Linked DNA regions of Homo sapiens: regions 1, 2, 4, 5 and 6 are each linked to region 3. The links are chromatin loops, found by intact Hi-C in ENCODE. Cell type or tissue: HCT116. All regions are shown on one strand. Region 1 has its middle 23 kb from the start of GPR26. Region 2 overlaps CPXM2 (carboxypeptidase X, M14 family member 2). Region 3 holds the start of LOC107984128 (a long non-coding RNA gene). Region 4 has its middle 84 kb from the start of GPR26. Region 5 has its middle 93 kb from the start of GPR26. Region 6 overlaps ACADSB (acyl-CoA dehydrogenase short/branched chain).

Evidence for each region. A loop is a pair of places that touch in the nucleus more often than their neighbours do. Peaks named below come from ENCODE experiments on the same cell type or tissue, not always from the same donor. Only the 100,000 strongest peaks of a DNase experiment are listed, where the experiment ranks them.
Region 1: a loop joins it to region 3, with 2.7 times the contacts of the local background. A loop is called at or near these places in 5 of 110 quality-filtered maps.
Region 2: it touches region 3 in a loop (2.4-fold over the local background); 4 of 110 quality-filtered maps call a loop at or near these places.
Region 4: a loop joins it to region 3, with 11 times the contacts of the local background. A loop is called at or near these places in 102 of 110 quality-filtered maps.
Region 5: it touches region 3 in a loop (8-fold over the local background); 102 of 110 quality-filtered maps call a loop at or near these places.
Region 6: a loop joins it to region 3, with 7 times the contacts of the local background. A loop is called at or near these places in 10 of 110 quality-filtered maps.

Annotation. Positions count from the first base shown.
Region 1 is chr10:123,640,962-123,645,961 of GRCh38, reverse strand. No RefSeq gene overlaps it. Among named protein-coding and RNA genes, the nearest start is that of GPR26, 23 kb to the left of the region's middle. In HCT116, a CTCF peak has its summit at 3,106 (motif pointing left); no DNase peak of the experiment used is centred here; H3K27me3 peaks cover 1,830 bases.
Region 2 is chr10:123,870,277-123,875,276 of GRCh38, reverse strand. The region is part of intron 2 of CPXM2 (carboxypeptidase X, M14 family member 2); the gene reads left to right. Among named protein-coding and RNA genes, the nearest start is that of CPXM2, 19 kb to the left of the region's middle. In HCT116, no CTCF peak of the experiment used is centred here; no DNase peak of the experiment used is centred here; H3K27me3 peaks cover 1,785 bases.
Region 3 is chr10:123,965,462-123,970,461 of GRCh38, reverse strand. It overlaps LOC107984128 (a long non-coding RNA gene), which reads left to right and starts at 3,717. Exons shown (of 3, transcript XR_001747628.2): 1 at 3,717-5,000. RefSeq lists enhancers at 3,844-4,013, 4,010-4,179. In HCT116, a CTCF peak has its summit at 2,582 (motif pointing right); a DNase peak (open chromatin) is centred at 2,621.
Region 4 is chr10:123,579,391-123,584,390 of GRCh38, reverse strand. No RefSeq gene overlaps it. Among named protein-coding and RNA genes, the nearest start is that of GPR26, 84 kb to the left of the region's middle. In HCT116, CTCF peaks have their summits at 551 (motif pointing left) and 2,079 (motif pointing left); DNase peaks (open chromatin) are centred at 530 and 2,050; H3K27me3 peaks cover 3,993 bases.
Region 5 is chr10:123,570,926-123,575,925 of GRCh38, reverse strand. No RefSeq gene overlaps it. Among named protein-coding and RNA genes, the nearest start is that of GPR26, 93 kb to the left of the region's middle. In HCT116, a CTCF peak has its summit at 2,519 (motif pointing left); DNase peaks (open chromatin) are centred at 1,371, 1,985 and 2,495; H3K4me3 peaks cover 984 bases; H3K27ac peaks cover 414 bases; H3K27me3 peaks cover 1,137 bases.
Region 6 is chr10:123,040,816-123,045,815 of GRCh38, reverse strand. It overlaps ACADSB (acyl-CoA dehydrogenase short/branched chain), which reads right to left. Exons shown (of 11, transcript NM_001609.4): 5 at 4,437-4,607; 6 at 2,645-2,770; 7 at 1,331-1,423. Among named protein-coding and RNA genes, the nearest start is that of ACADSB, 34 kb to the right of the region's middle. RefSeq lists an enhancer at 2,109-2,403. In HCT116, CTCF peaks have their summits at 1,226 (motif pointing left) and 2,309 (motif pointing left); DNase peaks (open chromatin) are centred at 1,255 and 2,265.

The DNA.
Region 1 (5,000 bases), 320 kb after region 3:
AGGTGCACTGCCCATCTCTCCAGATTCCAGTTTTCGTTGTTCAGTTGTACCATGGGAATAATAATAACTACATCGCAGGAAGGCGTGACTACAGGAATAACAGAGAAACATATGTGTGGGGGGTGCTGAGACATCACACACCTGAGCAGGAGGCCCCGGAATGGTTCTGTCTGTGCTCACGTTCATCAGAGCAGCCAGCACCAGGTAGATGAGCCGGAAGGTGAGCTCTCCCAGGTCGTGTTGGGTGGATATGCTCCTGGGAGCTGGTCCTTTTGGAATGGAGGCTAAAGGGAGATGCTCACCGTGTAACCACAGTGTCGTCTCATTTCCTTGCCCTGTCCCTTCCCCACCCTGCTGAGTCCCAGGTGCCATCATCACCACCACCACCCTGCCCATCATGAGTATTTCATACTTCATGGTCCCCAAACACAAGCTGTTCACAAAAAATGTGACATTCACAGCCACTGAGATGCCAGTGTCTGAAGACATCCTCACCTGTGACCCCTCAGGGCATCTCTGATCCTCCTCCTTGGCCTCCTTCTTTTCTCTCTTCCCCCTCCATTGAGGGAAACTCAGACATGGCTACATCAACAGTAGAAATAAAATCAACCGAAGTGGCCTAATTCTGGGCATCCAGGACTGTCCTGGGATACAGGGGGTGGTCTTGCATTTAAGTGTCAGTGTTCTCGAGTTACTGGCATATCTCCAGCGTCCCAGGGGCACCAAACGTGGAGCAGAGTGTGTCTCTGGTGTGCATGCATGTGTTCATTCATTCCCCACATCCACACTCATTATCAGGCTGATAGCACTGGGGATGTGCTGGTAGATGGCCGACACAGCCTTCTACACGGAGAAGGCTTACTACTCCCTTCTACACAGAGAAGGCTCCTTACTCCCACAGAGCTCACAACCTGGCTTGAGGAGAGCAGGTAAGCAGGGAATCACAGTCTAGGATGGAAGGTCTGAGAAGAGGGCCTAAGGAGGGTTTCCTAGGTAGAGTGATGGGTCAGTGGGGACCTGAGAGCTGAGTGGGAGTTGGCCCAGGGGGCAGTGGCACAGAAAAGGATGTTCATGAACAATGCTGTGCAGAGCACGGGAAGAGCGCTCTGGGGAAGCATGTGGCATGGCTGGCTCCTTCCCAGTGGATTAGGAGTTCAGGAAGCACATGGCAGGGGCAGGGGGGCCCATAGGCTTCCAGGTGCAGCTCCACGCTGAAGACAGTGGGAACCCCAGGCCGTTTTTTTTGGAGACAGAGTCTCGCTTTGTTGCCCAGGCTGGAGTGCAGTAGCACGATCTCTGCTCACCACAAGCTCCACCTCCCGGGTTCATGCCACTCTCCTGCCTCAGCCTCCCGAGTGGCTGGGACTACAGGCGCCTACCACCACACCTGGCTAATTTTTTGTATTTTCAGTAGAGACAGGGTTTCATCGTGTTAGCCAGGATGGTCTTGATCTCCTGACCTCGTGATCTGCCTGCCTCGGCCTCCCAAAGTGCTCGGATTACAGGCGTGAGCCACCGCCCCTGGCCCCCCAGGCCGTTTTAAACAGAGAAAGGCATAGGCAGAGTTGCATGTATGGGACGACTGTGGGAGGAAGGGCGGGTGTGCAGAATTCCACATGAGGATGAGAATCACTCCTCCGTGGTAATCCTAGAATTCCCTTCTTTGTGCTCTGGAGAACAGAGCATGGATGGGGGATTCTGGACACCCAGTCTGTGGTCCCACATGGGGTAGTAGGTGACCTTTGGCAAATCCCTTCACCTTGTCTTACCTTACTTTCTTCACCTGTAATATGAGTGTAATGCAGAATTCTACACATGCGCACAAAAATACGTGTCTAGGGATGGTCATTGTGACATTACTGCAACCTGAAATCCATCATTAAGGACCTGGACAAAAAGAGATCAGCCAACAATAGAGCACTGAAAATCCTTGAAAAATGAGGCAGCTGATTGAGAAGGCTCCTTCAGGCATACTGTTGAGATCAGATTCAGTACGATATATATTGTATGGCAACATTCATTTTAAAATATATTCACATGAATATGTATGTAAATGCTTAGAAAAGGGCTGGAAGGATGTTCCAGAACCTTCATGGAGGGAGTTTGGGTCGGGGAGGCATGGAAGGGGTTGGGGCCAAAGAGTAACCTTTCATGTCCAGCTCTTACACATCCCTTACTTCTTTTACAAGAGACACTGATGTCACCTCTGTGAAAGACACTTGATACCTGAGGCTGGGAGGCGGGAGAGTGAGTGGTGGGTGGTGGGCTGTCAGCCCTGAGGCAGGGGCTGCAGGGCTGATGGAGGGGTGCGAGCTCCAGGCTACAGTGGCTCCACCAGCCGCTTTCGCCAGGGGGCAGCGGGGGACACAGACACCCGACTTAGAGCCAGTGAACCTGTGCCAGGTGGTCTAAGTTCCCAAGTCTCCTTTGGCTCATTAGCTGCACAGAAATAATGAGCCACATGCCCTCACCTTGGGGGAGGACCCGATAAGGTGCTGGATATGCAGATGCTCAAGTAAGGGATTCCTACTACCATGCTACAGAGTGGAACCACCACTCCATCGTGAGCGGAAGAACAGGGAGGAAGCCACAGACTAGGGGCGGGGGGGGGGCGGTGAGGATGGGGAAGGGAGTGGCCATTTGCTGCCACTCAGCATCTCCTTATTTATTGTCACAGTCATTGTTAGGTATTGTAAGCTCCTTTTTATGGATGAAAAACAAGGTTCCGTAACTTGCCCAAGATCATGCAGTTGGTAAGGTGCAGAATGTGACACCAGGGTGGCAGTGAAGGACCTCTCCTTTCCAGGAGTCTGTGGCAAGTGCCTAACCCCTGTTTTCAGGTTTATGGGCGGCAGTGCCTGGACACCAGGATTCTGGGCACTTGTCCACGCCAGGGTCCTCCAAGTCTCCCCATCACTCAGGCATGCCAGCCCATGGGTGCTGCCTCCCACTGTGGGCCAGGTCCTGAGCCAGGTACTGGGGCAGAGGAAACTGATTTGCTGGGATAGGAAGCTCTCCTCACTGCGGCTGCTCTCCACTCGCCCAGTCCTAATGAAAACTCACCTTTGAACTTCCCATTGCTCAGCATCTGCAGTTAGCACCACCTTCTGGAAGCAAAACGTAGGCCCTTATGTGTGCTCGATTCAAAAGAGGATTTGCTTCCTGGGTCCCTGTACAAGGAGAATTTGCGCTTCGCAAAGAGTGTGTTCACCCTGGAAGGCACGGGGCTAAGAGGAGTCTGTGGATTCTAATGTGGCTACACAGCATGGAAAACTCACCAGCACCTCCCCATCATTGAGGCTGCTTAGGAAAGGGACTGACATCTCAGTCCTTATTTATCCACATTGTTCACTAGTGGCTCTAGGTTCCATTAATTGAGTCAGTTTCTCTCCTTTCCATCCCCAGTAACAAAAGAAGATGTGGAGACACCGCGGGCGCCAGGCCTTGGCTGCAGGCCAGCCCCCTCTGGCTGCTCTCTGGAACAGCTCACTGCTGGCAGCTTCCGAAGCCTCTTTGCATCTGTGGTTTCTTCTTTTTACCTGAAAATGGCTGCAAATCCTTGTGCAGGATAGCAAAAAGGCCAGGAGCTGCCTCCAGGGTCTATTAAAGGAGCAGAAGAGATTGGTGACATTTTATCATTCAAATTCTCCTCTTCAAATACAGTTTCTGGCCCCCTCCCACCTGTGGTGCCTCACCTTGGCCCATTGTGGCCCAAATGCTTAATTTATTGTCCCGGACCCTGTACCAACCCCTACCCACCTCGCCACCAGCACACCCACCCGTTTGCTCCTGCGTGGCTCGTTTTTATTGCCTTCTGCCCAAACCCTGGTTCTGTAGCCTTTCAATTTGTATTTCTCAGTTCAGGCCTGAGATTTCTCTCTGACAATTGTGCACATATATGTGCATGGCAACCACACGTATGCACACACACAGGTTCATTCATGATTCCTTGGATCATGCATCAGTATTTCCTTCCTTTTTATTGCCAAGTAATATTCCATTGTATGAATACATTATATTTGGTTTATTCGTTCATCAGCTGAGGACATTTCTATGTTTTCACTACTATGGCTACTGCTACTATGGACATTTATGTACAAGTTTTTGTGTGAATATATGTGGGCTTTCAGTTATATTGGTTATATATCTAGGAGTAGGATTTTTGGATCATACGGTGATGCGATGTTTAACACATTCAGAAACTGCCAAACTATTTTCCAAAATGACCACACCATTTAAAATTCCTACCATGAATGTATAATGGTTCTAAGTCTCCATATTTTTTGCCAACACTTGTTATCTGACTTTTGGATTATATCCATTCTGTGGGTTCAGAATGATATCTCATTGTGGTTTTGATTTGTGTTTGATGAGTAATGATGTTGAACATCTTTTTGTGTGCTTTTTGGCCACTTGCATAGCTTCTTTGGAGAAATGTCTATGCAAATTATTTTCCCATTTAAAAAATTGTGTTATTTAACTTTTTCTTTGTGAGCTGTAAGAGTTCATTATATATTCTAGATACAAGTCCGTTATCAGATACGATTTGCAAATATTTTCTTGCATTCTGTGTGTGCATGTGTTGTATTGAAGTCAAAATTAGATTAAATGTAGAACTAGACATGGGGCAATATCTTTCTACTTTTGAATCCCAAATTTGACATTTAGTTTCAGCAAAACTGCATCATCTGTCATGCCAGTAATGTAATAATTTGAACGTTATTGCTTTATAGTTTTAATTATTTTTTATAAATGTGCTTTACTTCTATAGTTCTGTAGAAGCTACCTACAAAATTAGGGAATTGATATACAGTTTTAGATTTGAATATATTTAAATAATATTATAATAAGAATAACTTAAATCAACACTTTCCTTTAAGAGGTAACCTTTTATTTTTCAAAGACTGCCTTAGTCTGTAAATTCCATGAGGCTACACAGCGTCTGCCTTATTCGCCATTGCATTACCTGAGCTAACACATAAAAAGTGCTCACGAAATAA
Region 2 (5,000 bases), 95 kb after region 3:
TTCCACTTTCTGCACCATCTCAAACATGCCTAAAAAGTTATTCTTTAGTCTCTAAAAAGAAACAAGTGCCTTTGAAGGATTTTATAGCATTCCTTTACAATGTGGAGAGTTTTATTTTGTTTTTCCAATAATGGATTTGTGGCAGGGCCTTCACTGGGTTTGATTAGGGGTCCTGGGCTGGCTGTAGCCTACAGTAGACATGTCTGTAAACTGAGTGTGTTTTTGAACACTACATGAGCAGTGTGGCCAGTCTGCAGCTATAGGCTTCAGAAACCCTGGTCTGAAACCATAGGCACAGTGGACTTGTCAGCCTAGAAATACTTCCCAGACAAGGGTTTAGGGGACAGAACTCTGATGTTCTGATGTGCTCGGTAGCACCCATAGGTGGCATGAAATTTCATTCATTTGTATCAGCCACTTAACCCCAAGTGTGGTTCTTATTGACCAAGTACATGCTGGTCCACTTACAGGGGAGACATTCTAGGGCTGTACCTCCCCAGAATCCCCATGACAAGGGTGAGCACACGTGCTTCTGTTGCTCTTGGGGAATTTGTTCTTGGCATACTGTGATCTATCCTGTTTCCATCTTCTCAAAGCTTCTGTGATAAAACCCTCTTTATTCTGTATTACTGACTCTTGGATGGATTTAACAGAAAACCAAATTTACCATGTTATGCCCTAAAACTTTACAAAAAAAAATTGGCACTTAAACCACTTGTGGTAGAAGTTGGTCTTGTGGTGAAAGTAGACTTCTTTCCTGGCTTATTAAACATTTGGCTATGAAAGCAGTAAACACATGCTATAAACTGATCATGTCCCCACAGAATGTGTTTGTTGAAATGCTAACCCACAAGGTGATGGTATTTGGGGGTAGGGCCTTTGTGTGTGTGTGTGTGGTTGGGGCGGGGGGTGGTGATTAGATCACGAGGGTGGAATTCTCATGAATGGGATTAGTGAACTTATAAAAGAGACCCCCAAGAGCTCCCTTGGCCTTTCCTCCATGTTAGGACGCAGGGAGAGGATAGCCACTGTATATGAACCAGGCCCTCATCAGACACTGAATCTGTTGGTGCCTTGATCTTGGACTTCTCGGCTTTTAGAAATGTGAGAAATAGGCTGGGCATGGTGGCTCACTCCTGTAATCCCAGCACTTTGGGAGGCTGAGGCAGCCAGATCACCTGAGCTCAGGAGTTTGAGACAACCACCCTGGGCAATGTGGTGAAACCCCATCTCTACTAAAATACAAAAAATTACCCTGGCGTGGTGATGCATGCCTGTAGTCCCAGCTACTCAGGAGGCTGAGGCACAAGAATCACTTGAGCCCTGGAGGTGGAGGCTGCAGTGAGCCAAGATCGTGCCACTGTACTCCAGCTTGGGCTACAGAGTGAGACTCTGTCTCAAAAAAAAAAAAAAAAAAAAAGAAATGTGAGAAATAAATTTCTGTTGTTTATAATCTGGTACAGCAATTTGAATAGACTAAGACAAGTACTAAGTACCAAATGAAAGGGCACTATTTTGCAGTGCCACCTGTCTGTTGGATGTCAAGTATCCATATATGCCTGGCTTTGTTTTCAGGCTCACTAATCTTTATTATTAATTCATTTTTCTACCCATGCTTGAAATATCTCACTTTCTTAATTACTGTAGGTTTATAACAAATCTTGACATCTGGTAGAGCAGGACCCATTCTTCTTTAAAAGTTGTGTTTATTCTTGACCCATTGTGTGTACTTGTAAACACACACGCACACATTTACATCATGTAGTCAAGTTCTACATGATGTCAAGTCAAGTTCTTGGAATTTTGATTTAGATTTGCATTGATTTTACGAATCAATTTGGGAGAATGAACACATTTACAACATTGACTTCTAATCCATGAACATGGTATATCTCTCCACTTATTAGACCTTCTTTAATATCGCTTGTAGAAATTTATCGCTAGAGGTCTTATATATCTTTTAATAGATTTATTCTTTGATACTTGCTATTCTGTGATACTTTTAATTTCAATTTTCTACTCTTTATTGGTAGACTACAGGTGTATAGTTAATTTTTGAATGTTGATTTTTATATTCAGCAATCTTGCTAAACTCTTGTTAATCACATATTATTTGATATTTAAGTATAAATCGTAATGTATATGAAATAATGACAATTTTGTTTTCTCCTTTTCAATTCTTATACCTTTATTTATTTTCCTTTACTGTGTTGGCAAAGACCCCCATTCATAAAGAATAGATCTTCCTTGTGAGTTTTAATTCTGCTTTTATATTTTTAGTTTTCTTGCTATTTGGCCTTATTTAAAATATTTTTCTGCTTATCCTTTTCTTCAGCATGTTTTTTTTTTCTTTTTTTATGGCAAGTTGAAGCCATGACTCTTGGATTATACAAAGGATGAACAGTGTCTGGGTAAAATATTTTCCTAGCTAGCATATCAAGTTACTTTCAAGGTCACATTTCTCTGAGTGTTTTGGATGGTATACCTCCTTTAACGTTCTTTTGGTGGAATTTTTTGTTCTGCACAGACTGTACATTAGTGTTCATTCTTTATTTTTCAATGAGGCAAGATTCAGCCAGATTTTCTCCAGGAGGGACAGTCTAAGCCCTTTCTCAGATCTGTAAATGTTGACTAGCTCAAAATGCAGAACCTCCAATACAGTAGAGTTTCCAGTTTCTAGCAGCCTTTTGTCTTTTAAATATTTTCGTTCTGAGGTCTCAACTTCAGGCCTCCTTCCTACTTCCAGCCAGTAACCATTACTCCTGCTTCTCCTCAAAGATAACCACCATCAGATACAACTTTTGCCTGTTTTGAACTTAATATTCATCAGATCATACATTGTATGCTTTTTTGTGTCTGACTTCTTTTGCTCAATATGATGTTATGAGATTTGTCTATGTTGTTGTATATAGCATGGTTCATTTATTTTTATTGATTTATAGTATTCTAGTGCATGACTATACTGCAGGTTATTTATTCATTCTCTTGATGGGCATTTGGATTGTTTTCAGTTTTTTGCTATTATAAATGGTGCTGTTAAGACTATTCTTGAATAAGTCTTTTGGTGTATATATGAATTTTTTTTGCATGTATACCTATAAGAATTGCTGGATCACAGTGTATCACTAAGTACTGGTGGAGATTTTTCCAAATTGATTGTATCAGTTAACACTTCTACCAGCAGTGAATGAAAGTTCTAGTTGCTTCACATCCTTACCAGCATTTGATATTGTCAGCCTTTATTTTCTTCCTATTGGTGGGTATATGCTGATATCTCATTGTGGTCTTAATTTGTATTTTCCTGATGACTAGTGACTAATGCTTACTTACCATTAGGATAACCTCATTTGTGAATATGTGCTCAGTTCTTTTGCTTGTTGTTTTTCTTATTGATTTATAGGAGGGTTTTTGTTTGTTTGTTTGTTTTTCTTGAAAATACGATGAATATGAGTCCTGTATCAGATACATGCATAGTGAATATCCCACTTCTTGGCTCACTTTTTAACTCTAGTAGAAGTGTCTTTTGAATAATAAATGCTCTTAAATTTAATATAGACCAATCATCAATATTTTCTGTTGAGGTCAGTACTTGTTGCTTTGGACTAAGAATGTTTTTTGCCCACCCCAAGGTCATGAAGATATTTTCACGTTATCTTCTAGTGATAAAGTTACCTTTTACATGAACATATTTTCACTAAAGTAATTTGATTTAAATAAAAACATTAAGGAAATAATAGTGCAGGTGGTACATAGATGTGGAAAAATTTCTGAAGCTGATAATAGGCAAGTGCTTGAGGGTTGAGAAATGTTCTTTTGAACCAATAATTCCTTTTTTTTGAGCCTTATAAGCAACGTATAAAGAATGGTGTTAGTTTTCCATGATGATGCAGACATAGAGATTATCAGTTATACTGGATCATAATGCAGATTCATTCATTTGGGAACATTGGTTGGGCATTGGAAATTCGAGGATGAAAACTTGTCATTGCTGCTCTTGAGGCTCACAGCCTGTTCAGGGAGACAGACTAAACTACCATGGTAACAGTGTGGACTTTTCCTAGGAGGTTAGGCTAAAGGTAGGAGTGGGTAGGCTGGGAGGGTTGAGTGCAGGGGAGGAAGTCTTGGGAGGCTTTTCAGACAGAACAGCCCCTGAGCTGGACATTTAAGAAGGAGGTAGGTGGTCAGAACCTTTGAGGCTGAGGCTCCGGGCTGACTCCAGATATCAGCCACTGTAGCCAGCATGGGCTGGAACCCGATTCTTTGAGAGTGTCCTCTGTTGGATCCACTGGGGTCTGGGAAAGAAAATCTCTGAGCTTGTGTAGCCTCACAGGTAAAAGACCCCAGCCAGGTTTGCAGGGACTCTCTTCTGAGACTGGTTGTCTCAGAAGAATCACCTGGGAACTTCCGACCAGTGGTGGGTTCCTTTGCTAGCCTATTGATCAGTTTCTGGGAGAGGGGTTAGGGCACCTTTCCTTTAAGTTTCCTGGGAGATTGTGATGCTCAGTTGGGGTGAGAGCTGCTCTCTGGAGGAGCTCAGTGATGAGGGTCTGAAGGATCATCTCTCCTGTGGTGGGTGTTAAAGAGCTTTCCAAGGACGACTAGGTAAGGCTGAGATTGGCTCAGAGATTTCCCAAGACCCAGAGAGAGGCCCTGTCCCTCTGGGAAGCCAGTGGTATCTGAGAAAGGCAGAGAGCTACTGCAGACAGATTTTCAGTGTGCTGGGAAGCTGCCTTCACACTTCACTGATCAAAGGGAATGTCAAGTTCAGAAAGGCGAAGGCAAGAATTCCATTAAGTCGAAGCTACTCCATTTATAGGCGACAATGAAAGCAAAAGTTCAGGAGGGCTGTGAGTTTGTTCTTGGCAGCGCCCACCACGTCTTGAGGCGATCACAGTAGGCTACAGGGCCTCGGACTCTGAGCTCTGCTCTGCCAGCGGGGGATGCCTGTCTTGGCTCCAGCTCTTTTCCTGGTGTGACCCCAAACACCATCAAGCAACTTC
Region 3 (5,000 bases):
AGTGGAGAGAGGAAAGGAGAGAGCAGCGGGCCAGCTTCATAGCACTTAGCTCCCGCCTCTAAAGCAACCTCTCTCCAGCACTGTGGACTCAGACCCAGCCCTTTTGCCTCTCTGCTTGGGCGTCTAGTGAACTCCTCCCGCTCCCCTTTATCGCTCCTCTTGGGTGTCCAGTGAATGCCTCCTGCTCTCCGTTTGCCCCTCTGTTTTAGTGTCCAGTGAACGCCTCCCACTCGTGTCTTCACCAGCATTGCACACCTGTCCGTCCCATCTCTCAGGAGCCAAGGAACCCAGAGCCATCCTGGGCTGCTACCCCCACTCACATCCCACCCACCTGGGATCCTCTGAACATCTCTGAACTCCTCACCACTGCCACCCAAATCCACTTCACCCTCCTCCTCCCTGCAGGTGACTCGGGGCTCTCTGCGCCCCCCTCTTAACACCCATCGTATGCCGGCAGCTGGAAGGAGCCTTTTGAATATGAGCTGGGAACTGTTGCTCAGCTCAAACCCTGCCATAACTCCCCATTGGCTCAGATGAAAGCCCACGTCCTTCCCATGACCCCAAGGACCTACCCTTTCCCTCATTTCCTCCTTCCCAGCCCCTTGGATCCCCTGGGTTTCTCAAATACCCAGGCCTGCCCACACCTTGGAGCCTCCCCGCTGGCTGATCCCCCACCTGGAAGGCTCACCTGTCACCTTGTCAACGAGGCCATCTGGTCACCCTCCCCTGGCATTCCAGGTGCCTTCAATCTGCTCTTTTTTAAATATATATATATATAGCAATTTCATCTTCTAGAAAACCATCATTTACTTACCGTTTGTTTATCGCTCCCCCCGCCCCCCTACCCCTAGACAGCTCCATGGAGGCGAGGAGTTTTGACTCTTTGCTGTTTGGCATCTTCCATCACAATTGCCTGGCACATAGTTTATGTCCAATAGATATTTGCTGATGGTTGGCTGAATGTGAAGATGTGGCGCCTGGCTGGCCACGGAAGGAACTGGCGTTTTGTTCTGTTAACCGGGATAGGCAATAAGAGAGTTTAAGCACAGGTGCGATGTCAGCTGAGTCGTGCTCAGGAAGAAGGCCCTGCTTGCCCTGGGGAAGATGGGCTGGGCCTGGGGGAGGAGACACACATGCAGGCAGGGGTCATCGTCCCTTTTGTCCCTGAGAGATCCTGGAGCAGGGCTGTCCTGCAATGGAAGTGTCCTGCATTGGCACTGCACCTGCAGCGGCCACGGGCCTACGTGTGGCCCTTGAGCACTTGGAATCTGGCTAGGTGTGGCTGAGAAGTTCGGCTTTAAAATTCACTTTATTTTAATTAAATTAGTGCAATTTACATAGCGACATGTGGCTAGTGGCTCCGTGTGGACCATGAAGTTCTGGAATCATCCGGATTAAAGACGGTGGTGCATGGACAAGGCTGGCAGCAACAGCAAAGGTGAAAGAGGTCACCTTTGGGCTTTATTTGGGAGGTAGACCCCACAGGTTGTACTGAAGGTTGGATTAGGTGTGAGGGAAAGAGGACTCAAAAAGATGCCCTGGTTTGGACCTGAGTCATGGAGACAGGGAAGGCTCAGAGGGAAGCGGTGTGGATGGAAATGGCATTTCTCTTTTAGCTGGGTGAGTCTGGAGCACAGGAGGGATCTGGTCTGTGGGGAGAAACAGGAGGCAACTGCAGGTGGATGGCACTTTAATCCTTAGGAGTGGATGATACCAAGGAAGGGGAAAGTGTACCTGGAGCTGCAAAGAGACTAAGGCATCACCAAGCCATTCCCAGAAGTGATTAGATGACATTTGTTGTTATTTGGTGAATGGGGGCTGGACTCTCATATTAAGTCCTGTTATAGAAAAATAATACCTGTTTTGTCACCTGCTTTGTTCTGCAAAATTTGTTCTTACTACAGATGCTAGCACATGGTGGGTGTGAGCCCAGGGTCCTGGCCAGGTGAAAGCAAAATTAAACTTTCTACTGCAAATACTCAAATAACAGCAACGAACTGGAAGCCAGTCTGGCTGGAGGCTGGGATTTTATGGGTGATTAAGTTTGGGTCATTAAAAGATGCAAATCAGCTGGATTTATGATCCTCTATCACTGTCCTATGGGATCAGAGAGTCTGTTTTATGATAACTGCCAAAAGGCTTTGAAAAATACTAGACTGATTTAATGAAATTAGCAGAAGGGAAATAGACTGTTTTCTTAGCAGGATTGAAACTCCCCGTTCCGATTGTTGAGTGTTTCATTGAAGCCCTGAGTCAACCATTTGAGTATACTGGGGTAGAGGTGACCTGGATTCCAGCACTTTAACCTCCAGCCCCTAAACACTCTCCTCTCTGCCCCACTTCTGACAAAAATATGCTGCACACAAATTTTACACAATTTATGCCATGGTTTCCTTGACAGGCAGAACATACATGCAATCTTCTCGGTTTAAATACGTGGTTAGAATGAATGATGACTGTATCAGCAGCACTCTATAACTGATTTTGTGACGTGTCATTCCCAGTTTATTAGCGTGGGCTTCACGGGGGTATCTGAGAACTCAGAAGTCCACCTTTGCACGATGAGGCTGACGCCTGTGTTTGGTTCCCCGACACAGCCAGCAGGGGGCAGGCTGGACCTGGGAATGCACCGGAGCGGCTCCCCGGAGACCTGCAGTTTGCCGAGATGATCCCAAGGACGCCTGAGTCCTGAGTTCCTTCAAAGCCCCGTTCCCCACTGGCCCCTACCGGGACCCAGTTTTCTTCCCATCAGTGAGAAAAGTCTCTGGAATTCTCGGCCGGGTGGTCCAGTTCTCCCTTCCCCGCCAAAAGGGCCCTGGCCTGTTCCAGTAGCTTGTCCTGGCCAAGTTGTCCCTTGAGGGCTGGGGCTCTGGCTGGGGGGTCTGGCTTCTTCCCTCACGCTGCCCTTCAGGGCCAGCTCACTTGGTCACCGCAGCGCCTGTGTTTCAAACCAGCTCCAGGCCCGCTGAGCCCACCTGGCAGCCCTGGGCCCACCCTCCACTCTGGGTCCTGGTCCTACCTAGATAGCCTGGCCTCAACTCTTGGCTCTGCCATTTAGTAGCAACGTGACCTTGGTTCTCCACTTGGTAGTTTTGTCATCTGTAAAATGGGACTGAATGAGTTAATAATTAAGAAGTGCTTAGACGAAGGCCTAGTACGTAATCTGTGCGAGATGGATATAGATATATAAAATTTTCTTTAACTGTGGAATACTCTTATTCTACTTGAAATTTGCAGTGGCCCTCAGAATACTCTTTTATTCTGCTTGAAATTTGCAGTGGCCCTCAATCGGCAGAGGTGAGGAGGAGCCGCTGGAGCTGGGGTTGACCCACTTACCAATACTGAAACCAGGTTGTCAGCCCAGAGACAGAGCCGGCAACGCCGGCCCCTCCTAGATCCACTGGCTTCTCCTCCCAGCATATTTGGGCCGCGTTTTCTTTAAAGGAGATTTTCAGCTGTGAAGCTCTCACCCTAAATGTGCTGTGGAAGGAAAGAGGATTGAGTTTTCCTGTTGTTTCTTTCAAATGCTTAGAGGATGAGTTTCAGTCTCAGACTGGAAAAGCAAGGAAACCCTGAAACTGTATACAGATCCAGACCATTCCAGAAGCCCCTGGAGATATGCAAGGCGGCTGAGAGCTCCAGGGAGCCACAGAGCCCCCCTCACTGCTATTCCTGATGGCCCCGATGCAAGCAGTGGGCGCTCAGTGGGGGGATGGGGTGGGGGGACATGGGGCGGGTAGGCAGACACGCGATCCTCCACTTGGTTCTCAGCACAAGAAACTGGACTCTGAGCCCTACACCACACAAGGCTCTTTTGTCAGACTTCATGTCTGAGGCCAGGGTTTGCTCCCCCAGGTTCTGTGCAGGCCCCCACCTCCCCACCCCACCCCACTCCCCCTCCATCCTAGGCAGTCCATTCTTTCCAACCAAGACCACTGGAAGCAGCTCAAAGCAGCATGGGTTGGCCTATGCTGCATCTGACCGTATTTTAAGAGGCTTTTAATTCTGGAATAGTTCTAGGGTGAGTTCATTGTGTAAATTCCAATGCAAACACTTTTTGTTTTCATCATCCTCATTGTTTGGTTTCCTCTAACTCATGTAATCAGTTGAAATATTAATTACAAAAAGATGGCGGGGCATATAGAGCTGGAAGCGATTTGCTTTATCCGACAACAGAGGAGGAGACGAGCCTGGAGGGGAGAGACTTGCCCTAGATTGCCAGCCCCTGGTAGGGCTCCCTGGGCCCTACCCTTGGTTCCTGGGCTTCTGTCCTATTTGCTGACTTGCATTTCCAGTGCTGATTTCCCTGGAAGTGGCAAAGCACTGGAATGACCCGTGAACTTAGGAAGTGTCTGAATAGTGTGGAAGCCACGGTGGGAGCTTGGACCCTCTTGGAAAGGAAGCTGGAGTGGTGAGAAGCCACTGTTTGGCTGTGGGTGTGGGGCATGGAGAGGGGGCAGATTTCTCTTTCCTGCTAAGGTCATTCATCAAGGGGGGACTCCAGGGCCCCTGACCTGCTGGGGTGATGGGTGACGCTGGGACTCTCTCACCGCAGGGCTGCCTTCAGATTAGAAAGGGAAAGGGTGCTGGTAACGGCAGCTCCTCTGCTTAGCTGGAGTGACAGGCAGCCATGCAGGAGGGCTGCAGCTGGGGTCAGCCCATGCAGTGATTCCCTGGTGGTCCTTGGGCAAATCAAACCTCCTTCCCCATCTACAGACAGAAGGGGGATAGGCTCAGACTTGTTTTACAGGCTTGTTGTAGTGATAAAATAAAGTCTGTGAGAGCAACATCTGACATATGCCAGCGGAGGGTGCCCAGGGGGCATGTGGCTCACCCTGAGCAGTGGCCGTGGCACAGGCTGGGGTGTCTGCCGCTGGGGAGGCGAGAGAGCAGAGCGGTGCTGCAGTGGCTGTCCCAGCTGGGGGAGTAGGAACCTCTGCTGGAGGTGGAGCTGTGTGTCCCCGTGAACTCACTGGGTGACTTTTGGTTCTTCGCCCAGA
Region 4 (5,000 bases), 390 kb after region 3:
GGCCAAAGGGAGAGTCCCCCTTCCTTCTTCCCCAAATGGGAGGGCCTCGGGGGCTCGATCTGGCCGTGTGAAGCACATTCAGGTGTTCTGCTGAGCTGACCTCTGCCGGAGGGAATGCACCCTCCACAGGAGCCGGCTCCGCCTGACTTCCAGGCTCCGTGGCCATGTTGAAGAACAGGACAGGAGCATCCCACTCTGCCCAGAGGCAAAAACGGAGCCACCCCTGGAGAACGGGGGAGGAGGACAGAAATAAACTCCTCTGTGGGGGATCATGTTGGCAATTACATTTGGGGCTTGAGTCCACCCAAAGGGAGAGCTAGACCACCTCTCCCAAAAAGTGATTCATGCTTTGCAGGCGGCAGGCACTTCCTTTGTGTGCCAAAGAGAAATGTGTGCCAGATTGCTGGAAGTGAGCAGCAGATAAAAATACAACTCAAGTCCCCGGAGCCACACCTCCTGGCTGCTTTGCAAATAGCCTGCTCTGGAAAAACCCGACTTGGAGAGTCCTCCGGAGTCAAAACTCGCCGCAGTCTGGTGGAGGCATGGCCTGCCCCCTGGCGGTCTGGGTCCTGCAGAGCGACACCGCTTTCCCACCCTTCCGACGCCGCAAGTTTGGCACAAAGTCCAAGTGAGCATTTATTTGAAAATAAACCTGCGTTCTTCCTCAACTTCGGGACTTTTTGATGGCATGTCTAACAAAGAAATATTTCATCTCCATTCCCGACACAGGCTGTGCTTTCTATAGCATTTACTGACTTCTCTCCTGTTCAGCAAAAACAAGAAAGTTTTCCTGTAAGGATGAACTCTACAGACAGAAAAGTGGTTTTGTCGTTAAACCGTAAAGAGAAGAAAGGTTTAGAAAAGCAGAGAAACTCCAAGCTGATGTGCGTGCGTGCTGTTTGGTTCATTCCCTGGATATCAAGTGTTATTGAAGATGCTGAAATTTAATGTCCGACATGGCAGCATAACACAGGCTTGAGAGGACCAGGCTCCCAGGGTTCAAATTCCCACTCTACCTCTTACCAACTGTGTGAACTTAAGCCAGGCATTTAAACTCTCCATGCCTCAATTTTCTCACCTATAAAGGGGGGATATAATAGAATCTATTTCGTGGAGTCTGTGCGGGGATTAAACGGGTTGATACACATAAGCTATTTGAATGATGCCCTGCACGTGCGTGGTGTGTGCTATACCTGCATTTGAGATTGCTGTTGCTGCTGCCATTGTTAGTTTAAAGCGCAACAGTAAACAATTTAACAATCAGATCTTGATATACAAATAAGAAGTGTGGCAAACATCTGTCACTTTTAGCCACCAGTCTCCAAAACCCGTTCCACTTGGGGGCTGGTCCCTTTCTGCACTGTGGACATAAAGAGCGCCAAAATCTCCTTTTCCATCCTTTTCCATCCTTGGGTAGGTGGGTTGTTGGCCAGGTAGCCTCCATGCAGGGCAGGAACCTACCGTGCAGAAAGGGCACACAGATGCAGAGACAGCCAGGTTAATCTAGGGTGGCAGAGGGGTGCCAGAGTCCTTCAGCAGAGCTGGGAGTAGTCAGTGCAGGTAGGAGGGAGAGAGGTGGCCCCGCAGGCCAACAAGTGCCAGGTGATCTTGCTGGGCCCTGGGGTGACAGCCCCCTTGTTTCTTGTTTCATCAATTCTCTGCCCCTCCTCTGAATTCCATGAGCTGCCCAGTGGCTTCACTTAGTCATAGTTCTGTCACTTCTACCCAAGAATCCTGAGAGCAGCAGACTAGGGCCCAGAGAAGGCAAGTGGCTTACTCAGGGTCACACAGCAATTCCATGGCAGAGCCAGGCTGTACCTGCTTAAGTTGGCCACCCCTGTCCTAGTGAGCTAGTATGTCCTTCCCAGCTCTGCCATATCCAAGGTCAAGGACACAGGTGGCTCTTTTAGAAGCCACAACAGTAGTGACAAATTCTTAGCTGCTGTGGGACATGAGAAAAGCTCAAACCGGTACCTACTAAGGCACCTCGTTTCTTCCCCTGCTGCCAAGTTTCTTCTTAGTTACAGATCCCTTCTGGCCAGGCAACATCTGTGGTTGATGGCTCACGGGCTCCCCCGAGTGGTCATTGGCTGGCAGCAGAAACCCTGCAGGCTTTGACTAGGGACTTTCAGAACTGAAGACAGAGACCCTGAAAAAGAGGAGGGCAACTGTGCCTTGGCCTCTGACTCTCATGCATGGTCAGGTAAGGTCAGGCCCCTGGAAGCAGAGGGGGCTCAGACCAGAGCAGTGTTTCAGAGAGTGAATGTGTTCCTGGGACTGGATTCTCACTGAGGCACTCACCTGGAGGTTTCGGCCCCTGGAGGCCCCTGCCACGCTGGTCTTGGTTATTCTGTGGATCTGTAACCCAGGCTCCCCATGTTCTGAGTTCAGTGACATGCATGGGGCTCATCTCCACTTTACGGGCTCCAAAGGTAGTTCACAAACTGCTGAGTATCACGCAGAAAGAGAGACGCATGTGCTCCAGGGCGGGGGTGTGCCTGAGCATGCCTCACTCACACGCACACACACATGCACACACATATGTACATATGCACACGCATGCAGGCACGTGCACACACACCTGCACACACGCATATATGGACACACACGTGCACAGGCACAACCACAAACCACTTTGTCAACATATCATTAGCTGAGCTGTCACTTTGTTTTTCTTTTCCACTTTTTCCTCAGCTGCTCTGGTAGAGCACACAGGAAAAAACAGAACTGTAGAGTCATACAGAATAAAATTAAAACGGAAATGCTCATTTTTCTTGCACAATTAATTTAACCTCCTAAGCCTCAGTTTCCTTCTCTGTAAAATGGGGCTTAGAATGGTATTTACCTCTCAAAGTGCTGTGAGATTAAAGAAGATACTGTGTTCAGTTTGGGGAACAGAGGAAGGCTCAGTGGATGAGTGGGGCTTTCTGTCCTCCAAGCTCCCAAGAAGAGGTGGAGGGAGCAGGTGTCATCATGGCACCAAGTCCTGCTCTTGACATTCAATTCTGTAAACATGCAAACCTCCCCTAAATGCCTGTGATGAGCCAGGTCCAAAGGTGATGAATAAGACAGCATTCTCCATGTCAAGGAGAGTACAGCTGTGCAGGGGAGGCAGACACATAGACAATTACAGGTCAGATGTGTGTCCTGACAGAAGTCCAGAGAAGGGGCAGAGGGGAGGGGTCATAAGGTCACATGGGGGTGGAGGGAAGGAAGAGAAGTGAGTCTAGGAGCTGAGAGTGAAGAAGTGTTACAGAGAGAGAGAAGGAGAGTGATCGAATACATATACACCATGTAGATATAGTGTGGCATGTGTGTGTGCATATGTGCCTGTGTGTGTGCATGTGTGCCTGTCTGTGTGTGTGTTTGGGATGAGAGGATGGATGCTCTCTAAATGGAGAGACTTGGAGAGAAGCCAGTGATGGAAAAGTCTTCATGAGAAACTGAAGAAAACATGGGCTCCTTGGAGAAGGAAGTTCAAGAAGGAGGAAGTGGCCCAGGTGAGGCTGGAGGGGCAGGTAGGGGAGAAGAGGCATGGAGTTGTCACTGAGGGGGACATTGAAAAATGCAGAAAGGAGGCCATGCTAGGGAGAAATGGAGAAAGAAGACTTGGCTAGGAAGCTGCCATGAGCAGAGAAGCACATGAGTGGATTGAGAACTGCATAGGGCATAGGATCAGCAGGACCTGGTGAAGGCTGGGTTGAGGACGTAGAGGAAGGAGGTCAAGGCTGACTCCCCGGCTTCTGGATTGGGTGCCTGGGCAGCTGGAGGGGGCAGCCACAGTAAGGAGCACAGGACGGGAGCCAGCCTGCTGGGGCAATGGGAGGAAGTTGGAAAGGCAAATCTACTCGAATGTGAAATTGAGATAGCTGTGAGAGGAGAGGAGGAAGGCAAGGGGGTAATCAATGGAGCCCTGGCCCAGGAAGAATTTCTTGTAAGGTGAGAAAGTCCTGGATGTGTGCATCCTCGGGGAGTAAAGGGCCACTGAGCAGGGAGAGGGTCAGGGAGGTGGAGAGGACTTCTGATATAGGTCACATTCTAGAGAAGTTGGGATGGAGAATGATTTAGAGTCCCATTTAAGGAGCTCCCTCCCCATCCTTCTACATACAGGAGGGAAAGGAGGAAAGACCGCCAGAAAAAATGTCTATATCCTGGTTTCTATGCGCAGGGGTCAAGATTACGGTTTTGTAGAATCCAGAAAACCCTGGAGGAGCTATGCAATTCTTGGTCACTTTTATCTACCAGCATCCAAAACCCTTCCTACTGGCTCTGGTTCCTTTTCACTGTGGAAATAAGACACAGAAATTCCTTCTCCTCACACCTGTGCAGATGGAGGACAGCCATGTGACCTCAGCACTTGAGCAAGTTGCTTACCCTTGGACTCTCTGTGAGATGGGTGATGGCAGAACCCATCTTTACTGATTTGTAGTGAAGATTAAACATGAGAAGCAGGGAAAGAAAGGCAGGAAGCTCCCTCTGCCCCACCCCATTGCAGTCCAGTTCTCCCCAGATGTTGGCAGTTACTGTTGTGCTGTCTAAGCCCCTTCTTGCTGTGCAGGTTTGCACGTGCACCAATATTTTCCAGGGGTCCTCTGACACGTTCCAGAGAAAGAGGGACACTGAGGAGTGCTGCCTGCAGTGACACGCTCTGGGACCTCGGCGCACAGCCTGGCAGCTTATGAATATGCTGAAACAGCTTCCCATCAGGTGAAGCAGCCAGACTCAAGAGAAGCAAGGAAGTTGCCTTGAATTTCTAACAATCATCGTATTTTTTTGGTAAAAATAACCTATATTCACTATGAAGTTATAAAGAAGCTAAAAACAACTCCAAATCCCGATTCCAAGAAACAACCATCACCCACTGTGGTCGGCAGGATAGGGATCCCCCACTTCTCAGAAAATGTCCTCATTCTAATCCCAGAAACCTGTGAATATGTTACTTTATGTGACAAAGGGGGCTTTGTAGGTTTGATTCCATTAAAGATCTGGTGGTGGAGACA
Region 5 (5,000 bases), 390 kb after region 3:
AGGATTCCATTCAGCCAATATAAGATGAGACAGAGTAAGGACCTAGAACTGAGAGGAGCTACAAGATGGAAGGAACCTGGGTGGCTAAATGACTGTAGAGCAAAGAGCCACCCTCCCACCCACCCCTGGCCTGATAAGGCTATGACACATTGAAGTGTATTAAGCTACTGAAATGTTGGGTTTCTTATTATGGAAATTACTCTACCTGCATTAATTCTGGTTGTGCCCACTTCGGAGCCTCCAGCTGTCCCATAGATTCTTTCCAACAAATTTATTTTATACTCAAGGTTTTCTACCCATGGTCACATTTTGTTGTTTGCAATCAAAGGACCCTCATGTTATGACTTGGTGGTGGCTATAGAGACCATTTTCCAAAAGTAAGGTCCAGAGAGGTGAAGTAAATAGCCCATGAACAAACACATGTAAATGGCAGATCTGAGCCTGGAACCCAGACCTCCTGACTCCTCATCAACCCCCTTTCCATTGCCCTGGGATCTATCTTGCCCAGAACATAAATCTGGATTCCTGTGATGGCAGCAAAATGCACAGTGTCACCTCCATGCATCGATTTTGCCCAGAGGACCCCGCGCCTGCATTGGGGGCTCAGAGCAAGGATCGATGTGGGGCCCAGATCCTTGGCTGTAAATCACAGCAGAGAGAGCACAGCAGAGCTATTTTCTGGCAATAAATTCACCTCCAGCCAGCAGCCCAGCTTTTCTCCTTTCATGATTCTACCTCGTAGATCACACTGTTTGAAAGAGAGAGTGGGACCATTCCTTGCTTCGTTTATTTTCCCCTAATACTTTTAAAGAAACTTTTAATTTTGAAAAAGAATTTAGATTCACAGAAGAGTTGCAAAGATAGTACAGAGAGGTCCAGTATACCCCTTACCCAGCTTCCCCGCACGTTATCATCTTCTATAGTACAATAATTAAAACTAAGAAATTAACATCAGCACTAGTAGTAACTCAGCTACAACTTGATTGGGTTTCCCCAATGTTTCCACTGATGTCCTTTTCTGTTCCAGGATCCAATCTAGGATATGATGGTCATCATATCTCCTTCATATCTGCCAATCTGTTAGAGCTTTTCAACCTTTCCTTGTTTTTCCTAACATTGAGAGTTTTGAAGAGTATGTGTCTGGTTTTTGGTAGACTGTCCTTCAGCTTGGGTTTGTCTGATGTTTTCTCATTAAGAGAGTGTTGTTTTGGATTTGGGAGAAGAATAAAACAAAGATGGAAACGCTTCCCTTTGCACCATGTCAAGCTGCACATGATGCCAACATGACTGACTGGAAGTGATGAGAACTTTGGTCACTCAGTTGAGGTGACACCTGCCAGTTTCCACCATCATGCAATTTACTTTCTTTCCCTCTCCATACTTGATTTGTCATGAGTGAGTCACTAGGTCTAGCCCACACCCCAGGAGAGAATTTTCCCTCAACACCTTTGAGACATGAACGATGCCCCCTGGGGTCTGATGACCTCCTGCTCAGACCTGGGGAGAGGGGAGGGCCAAGCCAGTGGCCCTGGCTCAGCAGGTCCTACCTTCTACAATTCTGCTCAGCTGCCCACTTGCCGCTCAAGGACAGGAGAGAGGCTGGCTGAGAACTGGCCTCTTGTTAAGAGCCTGGTGAAGGCTGGCAGGTTGGGGCCAGGTGGGGATGCTGACGAGGTTTGGGGGTGATCGGGCTGCCGCTTCTCCATCTCGTGGTTCTTCCCTACCTGCAGCAGAGAGAGAGAGGCCCATCTTCCCTCTTTGGGAAGCTGAGAGGTTCAGAGAGCACACAGACTTGGGGTTCTAGTCTTTCAGAAGTCTGAGATGTTGGTACTCCTCCATCTGGCAGGGCTCTGGATGATGGAGCCAACACAGAAAGAAAAATGGCCAGGTGGGAAGTATAGGGCTGTTTTGTCTGGCCAGATGCCCAGAACCTCCAATGTGAACCTTGGGTAAAAAAGCTCCATTGAAGAGAAAAGCTTCCAGTCAAGGGCAACTCATATTTTTGGAATGTGGAGTCTCCGGCGTGCCCTGGGAGAAGAGGAGGCAGAGGCTGGATCTGTCAGGCAAAATCTGGGCACACTTACCTAGATCAGCCCACTACCTGCCTGGTCACAGGTGGGCAGAGAGAGGCAAGCCTGCTTCTAGAACAGTAGTTCTCAACTTTAGTTGCATGTTAGACTCTCCTGAAGAGCATCAAAAATCATTCATTTCCTGGGTTCTGCCTCTAAACTGACTGTAATTTAATATTTCTCAGTGGGGTTTGGAAACCAGTATTTTTAAAATAATCCCCAGGTGATGGTTTCCCCAGGTGTTGAGCTAAGATTGTAACCCATTGCTTTGCTCCTCAAAATGTGGTCCTCTGACCAGCATCAGCTGGGAGACAGACTAGCCCAGCCCCGGGCGCCCCAGCACAGCTGAGTCAGAAGCTGCCTGTTAACAAGATCCTGGGGAAGTTTGGGAGGCGCTGGATTAGCAGGTAGGGTGTGCCTCCTGGATGGGAGCAGGAGAGCGGCTGCCCCCTGGTGGAGGAAGCACAGAGCGGGGCTAGAACATGGGCATCCACCTTTGAAACACAGTCACCATGCCCTCCAGCAAATGCTGTGGACGCCGACCAAACAGCTTAGCAACCCTCCTCCTGTGACAGGGACAAGCATCAGGCAGGTGCTGGGAGAAGCTGCCAGTGTTTCTCAACATGTCTGCCTCCCTGGGAGGTGAAGCATGGGCAGAATCCCCCAGCTTCCCACGGACAGGACAGAAACGTCAAGGGGGAAAAACACCTTCTCGCCAGTGGGTCCTGCCTCCTTACCTCCCGCTGCAGGCCTTCCTTGGTCAGGCCCTGTTTAAATCCCTCTGGGCCTCAGCTGCCTTCTCTGTAAAGTGGAAGCAATAATGATTTTCTTGTGGGTTGGTCACTGATGAGATGGCCCAGGTGAAAAGCTGGACCTGGTGTTCAGTACTGGTGAAGGCACAGTCAGGGCCTGCTTGGAACAATGTATTCAAGCCAGGGGCACTTCTCTGGGCCCAAATGAGCCCATTCCTCCTGCCTCCTGAGCAGTACCTCCTCCCTCTCCTCTCCTCTACCATCCCCTCCCCTCCCTTCCCCTTCTCTCCCCTCTCCTCCTCCTCCCCTCTCCTCCTCCTCCCCTCTCCTCCTCCTCCCCTCCCCTCTCCTCCTCCTCTCTTCTCTCCTCTCCCCCCTCCTCTCCCCTCTCTCCTCTCCTCTCCCCTCTCTCCTCTCCTCTCCCCTCTCTCCTCTCCTCTCCTCTCCTCTCCCCTCTCCTCTCCCTTCCTCTCCCCTCTCTCCTCTCCTCTCCCCTCTCTCCTCCTCCTCTCCTGTCTCCTCCTTCTCTCCTCTCCTCTCTTCTCCTCCTCCTCTCTCCCCTCTCCTTCCTCCTCGTCCTCCTCCTCCTCTTCCTCTCCTCTCCTCTCCAGATGTCGTCTCCAATGAAGTTTTGACCTTACTTTTGAGGGTTCCAACTCTGCCAAGACAGCACAGCCCTCCTCTGATCAGGAGGCAGAGCGACTGTCACCAAGGCTCATATCACACTGGTTTCATCAACATCTCTACTTTTGATGCGTTTGGCAAAGTGGCTCCTGAGAGGTACTTAGGAACAAACGCCAGCACCTGCTCTGTGCTACCACCTTGAAATCCACTATTTCCTGTCATCTTCCTGAGAACACTGTGATGTGTGGCTTATCATCCCCCAGGCAGATGTGTGAGGAGCTGCAGATCAGAGAGGGGAAGTAACCTGCCCACGCTCACACAGCACTGGAGCCCACTGTGAAGCTGGGGTTCGGATCCCGTCCTGGTTCTGTGAGACTCCGAAGCCTGCTCCTTTCACAAACCCTGCCACTTTCCCTTTTCCCTTTCTCCCTTCTCTCCGTCGTGTTTTTGGTTAAACAAGACAATTAATTTTTACTCAAAGTGAAAAATAACAGAATAGGAAGATACAGTTCCATAAAGAAATATAAATCAATGCATCTGCTAGAAAATAGCTGCTGCTTTACCCGGCCCTGGGGGTGCTACTCCCCTGCCTGTGATTTGCAGCAGACGCTGTGATTTTAAAAAAAGTTCTGAATCCCTTGAGGAAGAATCAGAGATGAGAAGGGTTGAAGGCTTCTGTGCTCCCGTCCAGCTTCCTTCACCCCAGCCCCCACCACCCTGACAGGTCTGTCCCTAGCAGAAAAGCCTAAATCAGGGGTAGGGGACCTCAGGGGAAGGCGATCCCCACCCCAACCCACCCCTTAGCATCAGTTTCTGCTGGATCTTGAAGTTTGGAAATTTGAGGAGCATGAAGTCCATGTTTCTCTGGGTCAATGGGAACAAAATTCAGGATTTTTTTTAGAAATGTCCCCTAAAATAAGCTTTTCAGACCGACCCCTCCCACTTCCTAAACTGCTTCCTAGCCCTGCTCTCACGTGACACTCCCCGCACTGCATGACAGAACTTGCCCCCTCTTGGTTGAAGCTGTGGTTTCACTGAGGGATATTAAGTCCGAACTCGGGCCAGGTCCCCAAGGGAGAGACGTGCATGAAGGAGGCAAAGGAGGCAAAGACACAGTGCGCCATGGCTGAGACTGGGCCTCAACTCCAGTGGGAGGTTTGGGTAAAATACAACAAACTCGGTCAGCTGGAGCTACCGCCCCCGGGACCGCTCAGTGCACCTCCCCAGAAACCCTCCCTGTCCCTCCTTCCCACTCCAGTGGGAAGAGAGGCCCCATGGGCCATGGAAGCAGAGCAGAGGGGCCCCCAGGCAGGCTTCCAGAGGGAGAAGTGAAGGGGGTGGCTTCATGGCCTCAGGCTACCCTGAGAAAGCCTGAGACCTGCTGCTAGCTGCTAGCTGCTAGCTGAGCATGGGGACCTGTTTTGTAGCCCAGCCTGGTGGAATCTGGGCATTTGTGATAGGAGGGGTTGTTTCAGGGTCCCGAACAGGTCCTGATGAGGTCAGCCATCCTGGGTCTTGGGGATCTCAGTGTGTGTGCAGCCACCAAACACACCTT
Region 6 (5,000 bases), 920 kb after region 3:
TGTGTATTTTATTGCCAGAACATCTATATTATTTATATGTCTGAAAAAAATGAGCTCTAGTATTGCAGTTTCTAATGTCATGTCTAAGTTGAATCACAGAAAAACTTTTAAGAGAACTGATAAAACAATATTCTTTAGTGACACACTGTCAAGCATTGTAGGAAAACTAGACTAAGTTTTGGTCTAAAAATAGTTAGCAAAGTAACAGCAGCAGAAAAAAATCTAGAGTAATAATCTAATATTTATTCCAATAGCTTATATGTAACATCTTCAAAACTGAAAAGCTCTAAGTTCTTGAGTTTTGTATAATCACTGATTAAAAATATACTCTACAAACGCCGGGCGCGGTGGCTCACGCCTGTAATCCCAGCACTTTGGGAGGCCGAGGCGGGTGGATCACGAGGTCAGGAGATTGAGACCATCCTGGCTAACATGGTGAAACCTCATCTCTACTAAAAATACAAAAAAAATTGGCTGGGCGTGGTGGCGGGCGCCTGTAGTCCCAGCTACTCGGGAGGCTGAGGCAGGAGAATGGCATGAACCCAGGAGGCGGAGCTTGCAGTGAGCCGAGATCGCACCACTGCACTCCGGCCTGGGCAACAGAGCAAGACTCCATCTCAAAAAAAAAAAAAAAAAAAAAAAAATATATATATATATATATATATATATATATATATATATATACACTCTACAAAACTGACACTAAAGTAAAGCCAAAGACCTTATTCATTTTGTTAATCTGGAAAATAACTGATATTACTTAATAGAAAAATGCAATATGCATTATAAAAGCCAAATTTGGTAAAAAAAAATTTTGAATAGTTCTCATTTTATGTATCTACTTAACTGTGGCTATTTTATTTCATGTGCCGCCAAAAAACTTGCCCAGTTTTCACATGCAAAACAGTAAGCAACAAATCTTTTATTAACTATAGATATCTTTACTACACAGTGGAAGGAATATTATTTATTCTTAATGTAAAAAATTCCTTCCAGAATGAATTTCATGCTTTGAAAAGTTGATTTTTTTTAAAGTGCCATATTTAATTTACAATACATTTGAAAAGCTATCGGTTCAGGTATTAGATAATACTTTAATGTTCTCAAAGCAGAAACACTGTTACCACCAAGCCATTGTTTGGTTCTATGGACACTTACATAATTGACCAAAAGGGAATTTGAAAGAAATAATAAGCCATTCTATCCCTCATGTAAGGGAACGGTGCCATCTTGTGTCCATAAGCTTCCAAATATTCATTGGTCTCATTGCATTTTTTTCTTTTCACAGTTTAATTGACTCACATCATGGAAGAGTTTAAATCTGACTTACCTGTGCAGCAATTCCTATTCTACCTTCATTGAGACTCCCTATGGCATACTTATAGCCATGTCCAATTTGTCCCAAGATATTGGCTTCTGGAACCTGAAAATACAAATGTGCACTTATTTCTCAGTTTCATTTTCCATGATTCATTTTGATTATATATTTGTAAGTACACATAGACTCTCAATTCGTGTGCTAGCCCTCTCACAGAACTTGCCGGCATCTGTGTCTCCCTCTACGCTGTTTTTCCACAGCTCTCTGAGGAAAAGGACTCAAGTCCATGCTGTTCATGATTGCATCCTCCAGAGCCTTGCACAGGTATTGAATGGATGAGTGAATCTAGAGTAAGGGAATCTCATAGAATTCATCAATAACATAAATTAATACTTTTCCCCCCCAATTCTTATCTGTAGGCTACAGTGTGAGATAACATATTAGGAACTACAAAGATCTGCAAATACTTGCAAAAACAAGTGTAGTAAGCCTTTCTGCTGTTGAGACCATTCACCCTCATAAAAATCAACGGTGGGGTATATGTGTGTGTGCATGTGTGTACACAGGTGTATGCACAAGAAAGAGGAAGAGAGAAGAAACAGACTAAAATGCTTATTCATACTTTAAAAAAATAAAGAATTAAGAATAATAAAAAACTATACTTAGTTTTGTAATATGGGTAGTTGGGGGAGAGAGCAGGGAAGAATGGAGAAAGAAATGGGAAAGTAAGAATGAGGAAAACAGTTGGGGTGAAGTAATGAGGCCCCAGTGACATCTGTAAAGACATCCTCCCCCTCACTCCCCACAGCCATGCAAAAAAAAGATCAAGCTCTGTGATGAGTGGTGGAAAAGCCGACACCACCTGCCCCACCTACAGGGAGTTCTCCAGCATCAGCACTAACTATCTGGATCTTCTGCTGCTCACGTTTAATAGCCTGGCTGTTTCCGCTCTCACTGAGCAACACCCCCATCTTGTGGCCTTTAGTGCACTGACACCAGACTTCCTTCTCTGCGGCCCCATTTGGTTCACAAGTCTCAAGCTTATAAAGTATACGTGGTCAGAAGCACATAAGTTATAAAACATAAATGGGATGAATTCTTGGCACTTGCTTCCCAGGACAGCTTCTTGGCAGAAAGGTTTCCACTTTTGTGAAAAGTACATTTATCTGGTCATGACTAAAGAGCGCTGTTCAGGGTTTTACAAAATACTCTCCTGCGTGTGCTTATAGCCACTTAGTATTTTGACACCTGTCTTGCACACCTCCTGTGGTTCCATGCAAGGCTTATTTCGCATCAGTCTTTTACTGATTAGTCTACGATACCCACCTTGACATTTTCGAATGTTAACGGGCAGGTGGAAGAAGCTCTGAGCCCCAATTTGTTTTCAGGTTTCCCTATATGAAGGCCCGGAGTATCACGATCTACTAAGAAGGAGGTAATTCCCTTATATCCCTAAAAAGAAGAATTAAAACGCTATTACCACTTGGATTTATAAAACGCCTTGTTTCTGAAGAGTTTAAGTAAAAAGAAAACTAAAAATGGACTTTGGTAATAAATACTAATGGACTCAGAATTGCAACATGGGCATTATGAAACGAGAGCAGCTAGAGGACATTAGATCCAAACTATAGAACCTTACCATTTGTTTCACTTTTTCAGAGACCATCATAAATATTAAAATTATTATTACACTATTATATAATCATGAGAATGTCATGTTCTCAATTTAATTTTACTATATAAAGTTTTAGGCCAGGTGCGGTGGCTCATGCCTGTAATCCCAGCACTTTCGGAGGCTGAGTCGGGCGGATTACCTGAGGTCAGGGGTTTGAAACCAGCCTGGCCAACATGGTGAAAAAACGTCTCTACTAAAAATACAAAAATTAGCTGGGTGTGGTGGCAGGCACCCGTCAGGAGGCTGAAGCAGGAGAATTGCTTGAACCCAGAAGGCGGAGGTTGCAGTGAGCTGGGATCACAGCCTTGCACTCCAGTCTAGGCAACTAGAGCGAAACTCCGTCTCAAAAAAAAAAAAAAAAAAAAGTTTTAACAATTTAATTCAATTGTTACATTAGTGAAAATACTGTATTTACTGGTGAAAAAATGTATTTATTATTTTGCTATATGTCTATTTTCCAACTGAATAAAATATTCTTAAAAATAAATGTACTAAATAGGTACTTAAATTCTTCATTACTAAACAGAAATTGGAAATTCAACAAAATTAAAGATTAGGGCCAGGTGCAGTGGTTCACGCCTATAATCCCAGCAATTTGGGAGGCCGAGGCAGGCAGATCATCCGACGTCAGGAGTTTGAGACCAGCCTGGCCAACATGGCGAAACTCTGTCTCTACAAAAAATGCAAAAATTAGCTGTGCGTGGTGGTGCACACCTGTAGTCTCATATACTTGGGAGGCTGAGGCAGGAGAATCGCTTGAACTCAGGAGGAGGAGGTTGCAGTGAGGTGAGATCACACCACTGCACTCCAGCCTAGGAGATACAGCGAGACTCCATATTAAAAAAAAAAAAAAAAAGAAAAGAAAAAAGATTAGCTTCCTACATAACCCATTAGGAGCTAAGTAACAGTTGGTCCTCCACAAACAGTCATCCCTCCATATCTGTGGCGGAGTGGTTCCAGGACCCCCATGGATACCAAAATCTGACAGTGCTCAAGTACCTTACATAAAATGGTGTAATATTTGCATATAACCTATGCACATGCTCCGGTAGACTCTAAATCATCTCTAGATTATCTGATACCTAACATAATACATGCATGTCACTTTATTCACGTGAATTCAATATGGTAGTTGGCACAAAGCAAATTCAAGTTTTACTTTTTGGAACTTTGCAGAATTTTTTTTTAATCAAATATTTTCAATCCAGAGTTGGTTGAATCCACAGATATGGTGGGCCAATTCTAATTAATAATTTTGTCAACAATATTTACTTTAGGAGATTAACGAAGTGAAAAAATGCCAGCTCAAGTCTGACATTTTCAGTACTGAGAAGACTAAAGAGTTCAAGATGAAGTCCTAAAAAGGAAACAGAAGGAGGAAAAGATAAAGAAAGAGAAAAGAAGGGGTTTGGAAAAAGAAAGAAATTTCGTTTTCAAACTTACAATGGTAGGGTCTACATTTGCCATCACCAGAAAGAGCCCTGCGTGCTCAGCACTGCTGATCCACATCTTTGATCCATTGAGGACATAATAATCTCCCTCTTTATCAGCTCTGGTCTTCAAAGCAAATGAGTCACTACCTGCTCCAGCCTCTGAAAGGCAGAAACTTCCTACCTACATATGGGAGAAAAAAATGTCCAAATTAATAACTGTATTTATACTCTGTATAACAAATACTTATGGAAAAATGGACATTTGTAAATCAAATCTTTAGCTGCTTTTTTAAAAAGCCTATATTTATGAAAATAGCAATGGTATTCTGAAAGTATTATTTTCCAAAAAATATACCCTATTTGTCCAAGACAAATTTAAAGACTCACGAACACATACTCATTGAAATTGATTTGAATAATTACAGCAGAAAGACATCACAACGTAAATGAAACCATCAACAAACGTATTAGAAAATATAATCAGGACAAAAAGAAATAATTTTATTATCTGATGATTATTTTCTAAATTTCCAACTGGCAAATAAGAGGTAGAGTGTACTTTTCCAGCAGCATT